2 separate regions of the Homo sapiens genome follow, and region 2 is linked to region 1. Evidence: read pairs that join two places in POLR2A ChIA-PET (ENCODE). Cell type or tissue: IMR-90. All regions are shown on one strand.

What was found. ChIA-PET counts read pairs that join two places held together with the same protein. Peaks named below come from ENCODE experiments on the same cell type or tissue, not always from the same donor. Only the 100,000 strongest peaks of a DNase experiment are listed, where the experiment ranks them.
Region 2: POLR2A ChIA-PET joins it to region 1 with 11 read pairs; 3 of 35 experiments call an interaction of 5 or more read pairs at or near these places.

The regions. Positions count from the first base shown.
Region 1 is chr17:16,063,654-16,071,653 of GRCh38, reverse strand. It overlaps NCOR1 (nuclear receptor corepressor 1), which reads left to right. Exons shown (of 46, transcript NM_006311.4): 30 at 1-245; 31 at 1,129-1,489; 32 at 3,533-3,760; 33 at 5,960-6,169; 34 at 6,635-6,784; 35 at 7,467-7,586. Among named protein-coding and RNA genes, the nearest start is that of TTC19, 68 kb to the right of the region's middle. In IMR-90, no CTCF peak of the experiment used is centred here; no DNase peak of the experiment used is centred here.
Region 2 is chr17:16,131,877-16,139,876 of GRCh38, reverse strand. NCOR1 (nuclear receptor corepressor 1) reads left to right here. Exons shown (of 46, transcript NM_006311.4): 12 at 691-869; 13 at 1,665-1,719; 14 at 2,465-2,566. It also overlaps the pseudogene RNU6-862P. Among named protein-coding and RNA genes, the nearest start is that of SNORD163, 17 kb to the left of the region's middle. In IMR-90, no CTCF peak of the experiment used is centred here; a DNase peak (open chromatin) is centred at 4,206.

The DNA of each region.
Region 1 (8,000 bases):
CAACAACTGAAAGCTTTGAAGATGGCCTTAAATATCCCAAACAAATTAAAAGGGAAAGTCCTCCCATACGAGCATTTGAAGGTGCCATTACCAAAGGAAAACCATATGATGGCATCACCACCATCAAAGAAATGGGGCGTTCCATTCATGAGATTCCAAGGCAAGATATTTTAACTCAGGAAAGTCGGAAAACTCCAGAAGTGGTCCAGAGCACACGGCCGATAATTGAGGGTTCCATTTCCCAGGTAACTAAGTTTTGGCTCTTTTTGTCAGTAACTGATATTTATGGAACATTTAAAAAAGTGTGACTTAATAATTATAAGTGGTTCTTATGATGTCAGACCTCCTGGAAGTAAACATGAAAGTTTCCTGTACCTTTTTTTTTTTTCCTCTGTGGACCAGGCTGGAGTGCGGTGTGTGATCACAGCTCACTATATAGCCTTGACCTCCTGGGCTCAAGCGATCCTCCCACCTCAGCCTCCCGAGTAGCTAGGACTACAGGCATGTACCTCCACACCCAGAATTTTTGTATTTTTATAGAGACAGGGCTTTGCCATGTTGCCAAGGCTGGTCTCGAACTCCTGAGCTCAAGTGATCTGCCCATCTCAGCATCCCAAAGTGCTGGGATCACAGGCGTGAGCCACTGTGCTTGGCCTTTGTGTAATGGCACGATCTTGGCTCACTGCAACGTCCGCCTCCTGGGTTCAAGCGATTCTCCTGCCCCAGCCTCCCGAGTAGCTGAGATTACAGGTACCTGCCACCACGCCTGGCTAATTTTGTATTTTTAGGAGAGACAGGGTTTCTCCATGTTGGTCAGGCTGGTTTCGAACTCCTGACCTCAGGTGATCTGCCCACCTCAGCCTCCCAAAGCGCTGGGATTACAGGTGTGAACCACCATGCCTGGCCTTGTGTACTTCTTATCATCAGGTTTTCTTATGTCTATAGCATAGAGTGTGGAATGTGGGAAAGTATGCAGCTTGGGATCAGTGGGGTTGTGATTGAGATTTGTAAACAGACCAAAAAAGATCACCACAGTGAACTGTAACTGCCATGGGCCAGACATAGACCTGAGATAGAAAAGTAGCCAGATGACTTTGCTACCTGTAATGTTTGTTTCTTTCCCTTTAGGGCACACCAATAAAGTTTGACAACAACTCAGGTCAATCTGCCATCAAACACAATGTCAAATCCTTAATCACGGGGCCTAGCAAACTATCCCGTGGAATGCCTCCGCTGGAAATTGTGCCAGAGAACATAAAAGTGGTAGAACGGGGAAAATATGAGGATGTGAAAGCAGGCGAGACCGTGCGTTCCCGGCACACGTCAGTGGTAAGCTCTGGCCCCTCCGTTCTTAGGTCCACACTGCATGAAGCTCCCAAAGCACAACTGAGCCCTGGGATTTATGATGACACCAGTGCACGGAGGACCCCTGTGAGTTATCAAAACACCATGTCCAGAGGCTCACCCATGATGAACAGAACTTCTGATGGTATGTTACTTTTGTTGCTTGGTCTGATACTTTTTATTGCATTTAAAAAAAAAAAAAAAAACCTTTGTCAAGTAGTAAATATCAAATTGTCAGCTTTAGAGTATCCCAAGATCTACAGGTCTTGCTTGAGTCTAGGAGTATGGAAGGCTACTAATTTAAAAGTAGGCATAATTTAAGTAAAATACCTGATATTTAAATCAAGTGCAGATTATGATGCAGTCCAGAAATGCTATAGAGTAAGTATATTTTTAGAGTGGATTTTCAGCCAATTGCATAAGGTTTTCTGGAAGTCAGTTTTGACATTGTTCCTTCAGCGGCAGTGTGGTGTGAAAGCTGTAAGTAGCCTCTGGAACAAGACTGCATAAGCTTGAATTAACATTCTTACTGCATCAACTCAGATGAGTTACTTAGTTTTTTTGTAGCTTAGTTTCCTGATCTGTAAAATCATAATGTAACATTAAGACCTACCTCTCTGGATTGTTATGAAGATCAAATAAGGTAGTACATGTAAAGAACTTAGAATGGTGCCGAGTATTTACGAAGGGCTCGATAAATGTGAATTATTCCTGTTGGTGTTACTGTTGTTATTATTGTTGTCACTATAACCCCATGCTACTGGCAGCTACATCAGTTGAGAAGTGATTTTTACCAAGTGGTCCCTATCAACCTGAGGCCCTTAAAAATGCATCCACTTACCATTTTTTATTATAATACAAATTTATTGATGGCTCACATGGTACGTCCTGGGCTGGGCACTGTGAGCTGTACAAGTGTGTTTTGGCGGGTGTGAGGGGCGTAGCACAGAGTGAGGAGAAGGGGAAGTCCTTGTTAGGGATGGGGAGGTGAGTCCAAATGCTTGTAGCTTTAGTTTTGATGGCGAATTGCCCTGCAGAGGGAAGGGCACTCCATATTTGAGCACGCTGGGACTTGGAAGGGGATGTGATAAACCAGTGTGATTTCTTTCTTTGGGCAGGCAGATTTGTTTGATTGTGGTAAAGTTTATAGTATCAAAATATTAGTAATTAGATGTGATGGTTACACAGCCATCATGCTTGTACTTAATGCCACTGTGAATTGTACCCTTTAAAATGGCTAAAATTGTAAATTTTATGTTATGTATATTTCACCACAGTTAAAAAAAATTGAGGGTGGCTGGGTGCAGCAGCTCATACCCATAATCCCAGCACTTTGGGAGGCCAAGGCGGGCGGATCATGAGGTCAGGAGATTGAGCCCATCCTGGCCAACATGGTGAAATCCTGTCTCTACTAAAAATACAAAAACAATTAGCCGTGCATGGTGGCGCGCTCCTGTAGTCCCAGCTACTTGGGAGGCTGAGACAGGAGAATCGCTTGAACCCAGGAGGTAGAGACTGCAGTGAGCCAAGATCACGCCACTGCACTCCAGCCTGGGTGACAGCGAGACTCTATCTCAAAAAAAAAAAAAAAAAATTGAGGATGATGGCTAATAAGTGTTTGAATATATATTTATTGGTGGGACAATCTGACCATCCTGAATAACATCATTTAAGAGAAGAGAGGCTGGAGTAGGGAGGTGATAGATATTGGTGAAGTAATGAGAAAGTCATTGTGGAAGAACAGAGCAAGGAAAAAATTAGTGAAACTAGTGATTAATGGGTAGGAAGGAGGTTGCATAACACAGGCAATGAGAGAAAACTGAAGTTTACTACATGTGGGGACAAAAGAATTTAGAATGTTAAAGTCATACAAAAAACAAAATGATTCATAATGAGATTTAAAGAAGAGTATTGAATTTTATTTTTAATGTTACATAAGGTGGTAAAATACTGGTGCTATGATCCAAAAGGTGACAGTACTCTCCAAATCTCAGTTTCTACTAGTTGTTTACATTTTCATATGTTGTTTACATTTTCATATTTTGCAATATTGAATGTTAAATGTTGAGTGGAAAGAGAAGATCCAAATACATGAATATAGTCTTTATTTGAATGGTTGAGAAATGGACAAATATTATCATACTTGCAAGTTTCTTAAGAACTTGTGGCATTGGCTCTTTTTTTCCAGTTACAATTTCTTCTAACAAGTCTACCAATCATGAAAGGAAATCGACACTGACCCCTACCCAGAGGGAAAGTATCCCAGCGAAGTCTCCAGTGCCTGGGGTGGACCCTGTCGTGAGCCACAGTCCGTTTGATCCCCATCACAGAGGCAGCACTGCAGGCGAGGTTTATCGGAGCCACCTGCCCACGCACTTGGATCCAGCCATGCCTTTTCACAGGGCTTTGGATCCTGGTAAACACAAAATATAGTGATAATTTATGGCAAATAAATATGCCACCAGTATGACTTTTCAGCTTTCTGTTGTTGTACAATATAGTACAATTGCAAATATCATTAATGTACAGCTCAGTGAATTTTCACAAACTAAATTCTCCCATGTTACCAGCACCCAGATCAAGAAATAAAATCTTATCAGCACCCGGTAAAGAACTAAAAAGAATAGTATATGAAAAGCTCTCTTATCTGATGGCACTTGGTGAAACTAGTTGAAAAAGTGGATTAATGTGAATAATTATTTTAAAATGACAGAGGCATACCTAAACATGTTAACTTACAGCATAAATAGACGTTCATTTACCAGAACTCTGATCTAATGCCAAGGCTTTTTCATAAACAAGTGATTAAGTCTCACTGTCTTATATAAAAGAAATTCTTTTTTTTAAGTAAAGCTAGAACTTCCAAGTAAAGACACTTCCAAGCAATCTAAATACAGAATCCTTCTAGATTTTTTTTCCAGCCTTTGAAGTTGTCTAGTCCGCACCTGATTCAACTTCTGTATCAACTCTTTCCAAAGCTGTTAGTTTTCAGAGAAACCACTCTTCATTCTTCCTTGATTTACAAATTATGTCATTAAGTTACATAATTCTAGTAACAAGTACAGCTGGAAGAAACTTCAGAACACCACTGACATTGGTAGACAGAATCTGATAGGTGCAGATGTGCAGGTTTCTAGAGAGCAGTCTGCTGGGCAGAGGGCATTGTGTTTTACACAGGGAGGGGAGAGGAGCAGTCACATCGGTTGGTACAGAGAGGCTTGGCTGGGCTGTTATAATCTGCAGGACCACCGGCTGCACCTTGTCCTCCCAGGGTGCAGTCCTTGCTCTTCCTTGCCGCTATTGGCTGAGCCCAGTCACACATGTGTTTTCTGCTGAGACCTCTTCTCTGGCCTAAATAAACTCTTTGCTTAATAAGTATCCTTCAGGTGCAAATTAGGACACAGAATACTTGTGCCTCACTTTGGTCCTTAGAGAAGAATTTTTCATTATCAGTATGCTAAATTTTAAAAGTAAGAATTCTAAGGGTTATTTACATTTCATAATAATAGGAAAGTAACTGTGGGAAATATTTTATCTAAAAGCTGTGTAAATGCCATCAAATTATTTGTCATTTGACAACACTGTTTCAGAGGAGCCCAATACCTATTACTTAGGGCACTGTCTCCCAGATTGTGTCAGCTGACAGACTTACCTAGCTTCTAGATGAAGGGGAAGCAAATATTCCAGAAAACATGTTACTTGTTTTTCTAGGGAGAACATATACATATAAAATAGGTCACTCAAGTTCTCAGACAAAATGGAATTTTTCTGGTTTCTATTTAGTGTTTATCATTGTCTTCATTTTGTAGTGGTTTCTTTTGCTTGTTTTTGAGCCTGAGTTGGATTATAATGTTTTGAGGAGAGAGACATTATCTACTTTTTACCACGCCTACCCCTTCCTCGTATCTTGTGTCTTGTGTCATTCTCTCACCTAGGGGTTGCTAAAAACTACAGCTTTTTGGCCAAATCCTGTTGCCACTTGTGTTTGTAAATAAAGTTTTATTAGGATACAGCCACACCATTTATTCTTTTTTTCCGTAGCTCTTTTTGTGCTACAGTGACAGAGTTGAGTAGCTGTGACAAATGCGAAATGGCCCACAAAGCCTAAAATATATTTACCATTTGGCCCTTTATGTCAAAAGTTTGCCAATCTCTGCTCCAAACACATGGACTAATTAAATGCTTATAGTCTATAATCATTTTCACCCCCTGGAGAGTAAAGTTACTGATTGCCACAAAGTATTTTCGTATACATTTCTGTTGGTTGTACTGGATGATCAGTACTATAAAGACAATTTTATTTTCAAACACAACTCTTGCAGATGCCAGGTAAAAATATGATAAAGTTACATGTCAAAGATTGAAAGTAAAACTACTTGAGAAGTTTTTAGCTACTGTTATCCTTCCCCTTTTCCATTACATCTTAGACATTAGAATTGCTATTGCTAATACATCAAGGTCTAAAATAAATCCACCTTAATCCTTGTAGCTAAGTAAAAGTTCCATGTGCACTAGCTCAGCATGTGATTTTTCTCTACTCTTTTGTACGTGGTGTTTAGCAAATGTATTTCAGCCAGGACAAAACTCAGTGCCTTTCTTTCATTCTCTCAATCAGCAGCGGCTGCTTACCTGTTTCAGAGACAGCTTTCACCAACTCCAGGTTACCCAAGTCAGTATCAGCTTTACGCAATGGAGAACACAAGACAGACAATCTTAAATGATTACATTACCTCACAACAGATGCAAGTGAACTTGCGTCCAGATGTGGCCAGAGGACTCTCCCCAAGAGAGCAGCCACTGGGTCTCCCATACCCAGCAACGAGAGGTGTGTGTCTTTGCATTTCAGATTTCGTAGAATTTATTATGTTTACCTAGTGTTTCTTAGGTACTCAGTAAATACTTGTTGAATGAATGATGGAAAGAAAGAAAGAAAAGAATACTATATCCTTCCTCCCGTAGACTTTTTAGCCCAGAGACATACATTGAGACAAGGTGTTTTGGTGAATACTGAAATTAACTAAACCAAATCCTTGTGCTGAGTATTTGTAATCCATGGCTTACAAATTTGCTCTCTTTAATCTGCCCATACTTTGAGGTTACTGATGTGAAGTACAGTCTTTAATATCCTTCTTTAAAGAATGTCTTAAAAAGTAATGATGATAGTAAACATTTTTATTTATATTATGTACAAATTACCCTTGATTCACAGAGATAGACAAAATCCAAAGTCATGTATGGTTCTGTACCTTTAGAATAACACTTAACATAAATTGTATTGTCTTTTGGATAGGAATCATTGACCTGACCAATATGCCTCCAACAATTTTAGTGCCTCATCCAGGGGGAACAAGCACTCCTCCCATGGACAGAATCACTTATATTCCTGGTACACAGATTACTTTCCCTCCCAGGCCGTACAACTCTGCTTCCATGTCTCCAGGTGAGATTGTACAGTTACACACCTCTCTAATAGAACCATCATGTTTACATTTTTACAACATAGCCTTTTAAGGTATCTTGGGCAATTTTTCCTCATTTGGTTTCTTGTTTTTCTTTTAACATTTAATAGTAGTTCTTATGTGCCAGCTGTCACTAGATACCTTAGGAATGCCTTAAAAGCTTATGTTATGCTTCAGTTCTTATCCAGGACTCTTAATAAAACAAACTTCTTTTTCTCTTTTCTTGTTTTTTTTTTGTTTTTGTTTTGGAGACAGAGTCTGGCTCTGTTGCCCAGGCTGGAGCGCAGTGGTGTGATCTCAGCTCACTGCAACCTCCATCTCCCAGGTTCAAGAGATTCTCGTGCCTCAGCCTCTGGAGTAGCTGGGATTACAGGTGCGCGCCACCACACCTGGCTAATTTTTTGTGTGTTTTTAGTAGAGACAGGGTCTCACTATGTTGCCCAGGCTGGTCGTAAACTCCTGGCCTCCGGTGATCCACCTGCCTTGGCCTCCCGAAGTGCTGGGATTACAGGTGTCAGCCACTGCACCCAGCCAAAACAAACTTCTTATATCCCAAATTTGAAGCTTTTTGAAAAATTTTCAGTCACTTAGAATTTCGGAATTGTTTGATATACTCAGTCAGTTGATATTTTTATCTTTAAGCTGCAGGTTTATGTTTTACAGGACACCCAACACACCTTGCAGCTGCTGCAAGTGCTGAGAGGGAACGGGAACGGGAGCGGGAGAAGGAGCGGGAGCGGGAACGGATTGCTGCAGCTTCCTCCGACCTCTACCTGCGGCCAGGTCAGTGAAAGGCACTGCTCTTCCATTCTCTGGACACATCTTAGTAATCTTGTACACTGTGCTTAATGCTGCGCACAAAAAGTTTTGATGGAAACAAAAATTCTAAGACAACGTTATTACAGGCCCCAAGTGAAAAACAGGTGAAAGTGCTGTAGCAGCTGAGATGGTGGAAACGTGAATTTTACACGGAAAAATGTTTTCATGATGAAGGTATCATTTTTATTTGGTGCAAACAGTGGACTGCAGTTGGGCCTGAAGATATTGGTCACAGAGCTTTCAAGGCTGAAAGAACAGCCCTAGCAAAAACTCCTAGATATAAAGGTGTTGTTGAGCTTGAGTTTAGAGGAGGAATGGAAAATACAGTTAGCAGCTTGTGTAGCATCTTGAATTACAGTGAAATGTTGTGTCCAGGAG
Region 2 (8,000 bases), 68 kb before region 1:
ATATTTGGGTAAATACTTGTAATTTGGGTAAAAGCTTTTAAATAGAAGTTTGTACTTAAAAATTTCCTCAGTTAAACTTTGGGAAAAATAAGTTCTGCACGTGTAACAAAGTTTTAGTTGAAACAAGCTTCATTTCTAAGAATAACAACCTTAAATTTTCAATGGAAAGATGATGTAAAATTAGCAAGAAGCGTTTAATAGTAAAGTGAGTTTAATTTAAAATCGCTGACTTAAATTTTGATGCCTGTTTGCTTATTTTTCTATTTATTGTTCTGTAATATGACGGTAAAAGTTGTTCTATAAAATGATGTTGAGACTTTAAAAAATGAGACTAATATGATAATTAAATGCTCCATAAGGTCACCACTTCAGTGAACTTGACATTACTTTTTATCTTCCAGGTCTAAAATTTTATTATGTTAAGTATCAGCTTAGTTTAAGAAAAGAATTCTTCTCAAAGGAGTAGATTATTTAAAAAACGATATGGATATTCTCTGCCTCTGTAATTCATACAGTGAATATTTATTAGATATATGAGTAATTATTGTATGTTAGATGCTGTGGTATACACTGCTATTGTTATTAAACTGCATACATGGTTTTTTAGTGCACATTAAGAGCATTGGTCCATGGCCCTCCTTAAATTTCTAGTTTATGTTTTATTCTAAGTAAATTGTATTTTTTTTCCAGAATAATGAGAAACAAATGCGGCAGCTCTCTGTGATTCCACCTATGATGTTTGATGCAGAACAAAGACGAGTCAAGTTCATTAACATGAATGGGCTTATGGAGGACCCTATGAAAGTGTATAAAGATAGGCAGTTTATGAATGTTTGGACTGACCATGAAAAGGAGATCTTTAAGGACAAGTAATTTATATTTTAAATTATTCTCTAATAGACATCTACATAAGTTAGTAAAAAGTATTTGGCATTTACTTGTAAATTGAACTGTTTTCACAAAAACTTGGTCCCATTTTGGTGTTTGAATCAATACTGTGAAAAGTAGAGAATATTGATCTTCCTGTAAGTTTATAGGTGGGAAAAGAGGTAACAGATAAGAACTGGGGTTATGGAGTCATGTTAAGAGTGGTTCCCAAACTTGGGTGCTGGCTGAACTTTTGGGGAGCTTTTATAAAGTACAGATTTCTATGTATTACCGTAGACTAATCATTTCCTGGTGTATGGTGCCCAGAAATCTGTGCCCTTTAAAAGTCTCCAGTGATTCTACAATTGTTCCTCAGATTGGCAGTTAGAAAGCCCTATACATAGTATTTCTCTTCTGTTTTTTTTGAGACGGAGTCTCGCTCTGTCGCTTAAGCTGGAGTCCAGTGTTGTGATCTCGGCTCACTGCAACCTCTGCCTCCTGGGTTCAAGCGATTCTCCTGCCTCAGCTTCCTGAGTAGGTGGGACTGCAGGCATGTGCCACCATCCCCAGCTAATTTTTGTATTTTTAGTAGAGATGGGGTTCTGCCATATTGGTCAGGCTGGTCTTGAACTCCTGACCTCAAGTGATCCACCTTCTTCGGCCTCCCAAAGTGCTGGGATTACAGGCATGAGCCACCACGCCCAGCCTATACATAGTCTTTCTTTTCCCAAGTTTTTTTTTTTTTAGTTGTTGAAATATTTGTACGCAAGTGTGTTTTTGTTTTCGTTTTCACTCAGGTTTATCCAGCATCCAAAAAACTTTGGACTAATTGCATCATACTTGGAGAGGAAGGTAAGACATGGTTTGCATTGGGAGTGTTTGTAGGTTTGTGATGGTTGTTACTTTGAAATTCTTGTGCTCTGACACATATAAGTAGTTAACTAGAACCGATTTTAAAAAGACTGCGAAGAGTCTCATGTGATTAATGTAATGATAATTACAATTATTAGAGAAATCGTAACACAGAACACAGAACTAAATGGTTAATGAAAGATGACCTGATGTTTATTTCCCTAAAACACATAGATTACAATGCTTTTGGAGCCTCATTAAATTTCTAATTAAAATATCAGTCTCGTGCTCGCTTCAGCAGCACATAATACTAAAATTGGAACGATGCAGAGATTAGCATGGCCTCTGCGCAAGGATGACAAGCAAATTTGTGAATCATTCCATATTTAATATAAAGTTGATTTTAATGTTTTTGAACAAAATATTTAAAGACATTTTAAAAATTTGCATGTATGTAATCAGAAAGGGAATTTACTTGTTAATAAGAAAATATTTGAATGTTTCTGATAGTTCCTGGCATCTTTCACATAATTTGGATTAACAACTGTAACTGTCTATTAAAATAGTACCTATAATGTAAATAATTTTAGAGCCTAGATATGCCTTAAAATGCTAGCAATGTATGTTGTTCTTTTTCTTTAATTTTACTTTCAGAATACCAGAGATTTTCCTTGGAAGTAATATTTAATTAAAAAATTTCTTTATTTCATTGGATCCTCAAAAATAATTGTTTTATTTCTTACAGAGTGTTCCTGATTGTGTTTTGTATTACTATTTAACCAAGAAAAATGAGAATTATAAAGCCCTCGTCAGAAGGAATTATGGGAAACGCAGAGGCAGAAACCAGGTGTGTTTTCTTACTTGTATGGAAGATATTTCAGGATTGGGGGAAATAGGCAAGCAAAAAGTGTTAAAACAGAAGTCCTGCCCTTAGTGTGTAGTTTAAACATTGATGTTTCTGTTAAATTAGTGAGGATGTTATAATTATTTTGAAGTTATATTTATATATTTAATGTATTAAATCTTGTATTTCAAATATATTTTAAGTTTCTACTATGATAAAATTAATTAGAAAAGTTTTATACCATTCTGTCATCTGAGTCATGCATTTCAGTGTCAGCAATAATCATGTAATTAAATATGAAGCCATTAATACTTTTAATACACTATCTTTAGCCAGTCTGTTTATCTGAGGAGGGGTCAGGTAGAGTAAGGGAGAGAAATACAACATGGTACCTTGATTAGAGATTCTTTACAAAAACCTGGAACCTGATTTTGTTTCATATTAACTTCATTTGTGGAGTTCAGATAGTTTAATTTCTTTCTTTCTTTTTTTTTTTTTTTTTTTTTTGAAACAGAGTCTCGCTCTGTCGCCCAGGCTGGAGTGCAGTGGTGCTATCTTGGCTCACTGCAACCTCCGCCTCCTGGGTTCAATCGATTCTCCTGCCTCAGCCTCCTGAGTAGCTGGGACTACAGGCGCCTGCCACCACGCCCGGCTAAGTTTTTGTATTTTTAGTAGAGATGGGGTTTCACCATGTTGGCCAGGATGGTCTCAATCTCCTGACTTCCATGATCCACCTGCCTTGGCCTCCCAAGGTGCTGGGATTACAGGCATGAGCCACCGCGCCCAGCCTAGATAATTTAATTTCTAAAAAGCACTTTTTCTGTCTGGGTGTAGTGGCTCACACCTGTAATCCCCGTACTTTGGGAGGCTGGGGCCAGAGCATCGCCTGAGCCCAGGAGTTCAAGACCAGCCTAGGCAACATAGCGAGACCCATCCTGTCTTTACAAAATAATAGAAAAAATTAGCCGGGCATGATGGTGCATGCCTGTAGTCCTAGATACATGGGAGGCTGAGGTGGGAGGATGGCTTGAGCCTGGAAAGTCGAGGCTGCAGTGAGCCATGATTGTGCCATTGCACTCCAGCCTGAGTGACAGAGCAAGACCTCTGTCTCCAAAAAATAAAAAAGGCACTTTTACTAAAGGTAGTTTTCCAGAAGTATAAAACTGAAAAAGGTTAGTTTTCACAGTTGCAATTCAGTAATTTCAAAATGATTTTCCCCAAATAACTGATCAGCAGCTGCCATAGCTCACAGGTGCTTACCAGAGAGACTGCTGCGCTACTGCCACCACCACAGTTAATATGGAGGCTTTTGCTGTCTACACCCGGATAGATATTACAATAAGGACTTGCATGCATGAGCTCCGACACTGCAACGATTCATTAGCATTATTAAATCTCTTCTGGTTTTCCCACTCAGCCACCCTTTTGTTGGGGTGGGGTCTTACTCCCTTTCTTCGTTTGATAGCCCCTGGTTACCAGATATAGGTTATTGACCCAGTTCTCTCAGTATTCACAGCTATAACCTTTTTATGTTTTCTGGGTCATTATTTCCCACAGAACACCACCACCCCACATGATGTGATTACATGCTCTTTGGAAACAGTATTTCTTGTTTAAAAAAGTATAGCGAGTGTTTCATGAGTCAACTGTGTAAAATGCTGTTAGAGGTTGAGTAAGCCAAGGTGCCTTAGACGTGGATTTTCAGTGAATTAGTGAGGGGGCAGAAACACGGTTACACAGAGTTGAAGAAGATACAGAAGGTGAGGAAGTGGCATTAGTACAAGTGCAACCTTGTTTTTAAAATTTTTTTATAAAGTGGAATAGTGAAATGGGTCGGTAGGGCTAATGAGGATCAGAGAAGGGAGGATAAAGGGCATACTTGTACACTGATGGGTGCAGTACCGTAAGACAAAGGATGGGTGCTTGCCAAGCTTCATAAAGATGTACTGACAGAAAAGGAATAAATTGAGTGTTGACAGTGAAATAGGAAGCACTATTCCACCAGAGAGAAGAATATTGCCAGGGCTTTTCTTCCTGCTTCCCCTAAAGAATGTGGAATCAAGGTCCTGTAATACCCTTTTAGCTAGAGATCATAGGGACCATCTATGTTTTAAACAAGTTTCAGCTACAGTTTTTTTTTTTTTTTTTTTTTTTTGAGATGGAGTCTCGCTCTGTCGCCCAGGCTGGAGTGCAGTGGTGCGATCTTGGCTCACTGCAAGCTCCACCTCCCGGGTTCATGCCATTCTGCTGCCCCAGCCTCCTGAGTAGCTGGGACTACCGGCACCCGCCACCACATCTGGTTCATTTTTTGTATATTTAGTAGAGACGGGGTTTCACCGTGTTAGTCAGGATGGTCTCGATCTCCTGACCTCGTGATCTGCCCGCCTCGGCCTCCCAAAGTGCTGGGATTACAGGCATGAGCCACGGCGCCCGGCCTCAGCTGCAAATTTCTAACAGTTTTGTTCCTAATTGCCAAATAGTATTTATAACTTTATCTTTAGAAATTATATATGTTACTGTTTAAAATGTTCAGTCCTACATTAACGTAAGAGATAAGGTGATACTTATACAGTGTACCTTAACCTTTGCCAGATTAGCAGCCAGTTGCCCATGATGATAGAGGAGAGAGCTCTAGCAGGAAGTTCTATGGGGCACGGATGTTTGTTATTCTGAAACAGTCGTTTCTTTCCTAAAGTTGTCTGGGACACAGTTTCACTCCTCTCTGTGGCACACCGATCCTTGTTAAGATCCAGCCATGTTGGTGTTCTCTTCTGTACATTCTTGTTGCATGTTTCAAAGTACCTGTCTCAGAATGTATTTGCAGATGTGAGAATTGCCATGTATACCCTCACCTTGACCTGAGCCTTAGGTTGCTTACCCCCAGGTAGGCTCAGTTTTGGGTTGGTCAGCACTTCTGGTAGGCTAGCTCTGCCCTCATTAGCTTTTAAGTTATTGCTTTGAAGATTTTTCCTCCAATTTTACATTTCTCTGGTTGTTTCACGGGGAATTTGGGAGAGGTGTGAGTTAAATGAATTTAGACCATCATCTCATGCCACCAGATTTACCATTGTTTCTTAATTGTTTGTATACTTATTCCATTTATTTGTGTCAAAATAGAGGGGCAGCTTTTCAGAAATTAGGTGGTGTTAGTTTAAGGGCTCTCTGTGTAAAACTGAAGGCCTTTTGAGCTGATACCAGGTGAGAGAAGAAGCCACTGGGGTTTTGAGCAAAAGAGGGCTGCCAGATTTCAGTTGTGACATGATTACTCTGGTTGCTCTGTTGAGAATAGTTTGTAAGGAGACAAGAGAAGAAGCAGAGAAACCAGTTAGGAGGTTGTTTTAATAATCCCATTGACTTGGACTAGGCTACAGTGAGGAGGCGGGGAGAACGGATTAGTTTCTGGATGTACTTTTGAAGGTAAAACCACGAGATTTTGCTGATGGATTGATTGTGGGGATGAGGAAAGGACAATAATCAAGGAAAACAAGTTTTGACCTGTGGAGTTGCCATTTGCTGTGACAGGCATGACTGAAGGAGGAGCAGGTTTTGAGGGGAAAATCAGGACATGGCTGAATATGAAATACCTATTAGGTGTCTAAGCAGAGATCCAAATGAGGTCCAAGTAAAGTGGATAGTTAGACATATAAGTCTGGAGTGTAGGAAAAAGATCTGGGTTAAAGATATAGAATTTGCTATATAGAAAAAAGGTTAGAATACTTCTTTTTAAAAACAGAATTGAATTGCAAGGTTAAGATTTTCAAAATCTATGTATCAACTCCCTTGATTTTACCCTGGTGGATACAGAGATCCAACTAATTTGAAAATCACTTTACTTCTCTGCTATGTAACCAAGCTCTAGTCAGGAGGGTTTAGCTCAGGTGATCTCACAGCCATTATGGCATGTTTACTTAAAGATTCTTTAAAGTTCTGCTGAAGTTTATGCTTGATCCTGTCAATATGAGTTTGATTACTCTCCCTATCCTCTACTCCCAGCCTCCTTTTTGTAGGAAGTAATTTTTATTCAGCAGATAAATGTATAGTGTGTGGCTGGGTGCGATGGCTCACGCTTGTGATCTCAACACTTTGGGAGTCCAGGGCGGGTGGATCACTTGAGGTCAGGAATTCGAGACCAGCCTGGGCAACATGCTGAAACCCTGTCTCTATTGAAAATGCAAAAATTAGCCTGGAGTGGTGGTGCACACCTATAATCTCAGCTATTCTGGAGGCTGAGGTAGAAAAATCGCTTGAACCTGGGAAGCAGAGGTTGCAGCGAGCCTAGATCATGCCACTGCACTCCCACCTGGGTGACAGAGCAAGACCCCGTCTGGAAAAAAAAGAAAGAAGAGAGAAAGAGAAAAGGAAGGAAGGGAGGGAGGGAAAAAAGAAGAAGAAGAAGGAAGGGAGGGAGGGAAGGAAGGAGGGAAAGGAAGGAAGGAAAGCAAGAAAAGCCAGACTGGACGTGGTGGCTCATGCCTAGAATCCCAGAGCAAGACTCCATCTCAGGAAAAAAAAAAAAAAAAAAGTGTAGTTTGCTATTGATAGATTCTAAGTTTGCAAAGTTTGATTTTTTAAAACCTGTTGCTATAGGGAAGCTTAGTAGTGTTTACTCTGAAAATGAGTTTTAATCTTAGACTCATAGGAAAATGAGACAGATGTTTATATTTTTGTTAAAATTGTGTTCAGAGGTTATTCTTGGCAGGAATTTTAACTCTTCTCTCCAAATTCTGATAGAGACTACCCCAACCCATTTTTATAGTTCAGCTTGTTACCATTCCATGGAGAGTGAGTGTGGTTCTCTATATGTTTTTGTTGAAGTAATGAATACATATTGGAGATTGGAAGCCAAAAACCACTGTTGAATGTTATTATTTAGGATCTAGGATTATGCCCTACGTAATAGTTTGATTCTATGTACATTGTTCTTGCTAGCAGTAAGAGTTTCTTCCCCTAGTAAATGCTGCATTTTTCCAACATAAACTGCCATCTGGTAAGTCTGTCACTGTGCAGGTAGAATTACTGTGGTACTTGCTAGTTACCTGCAGTAAAGCAAGTCATGTTAGAAACCATATTCTTCATTTCCAAATGCTTGATTACTTTCCACAGGAATTCATGCCCTTCTTTTATGCTAACACCATTTTCCCCTTTATGCCAGTGTGTTTTTATTCCCTAAAGGTATTCAGAAGCATATACTTAGGTAAATATAGCAATTTTGAAATTGGAGGAATTTTCTGACTAAACTGTTAGCTAGTCACTAGATAGAAAGATTATTTTAGACAAGTTAAGAAGTTTATTATATCAGCAAGAACTCTAGCCCCAGAGTGCTCTGCCCAATTGTACCTATGTGACTCTAGGTGGGTCCTTTCACTTGGTGAGCCTTGGTTTCCACATTCATGAGAGTGGGGTCAGTGATACTTAGGTTGCATGGTTAATAAGAACT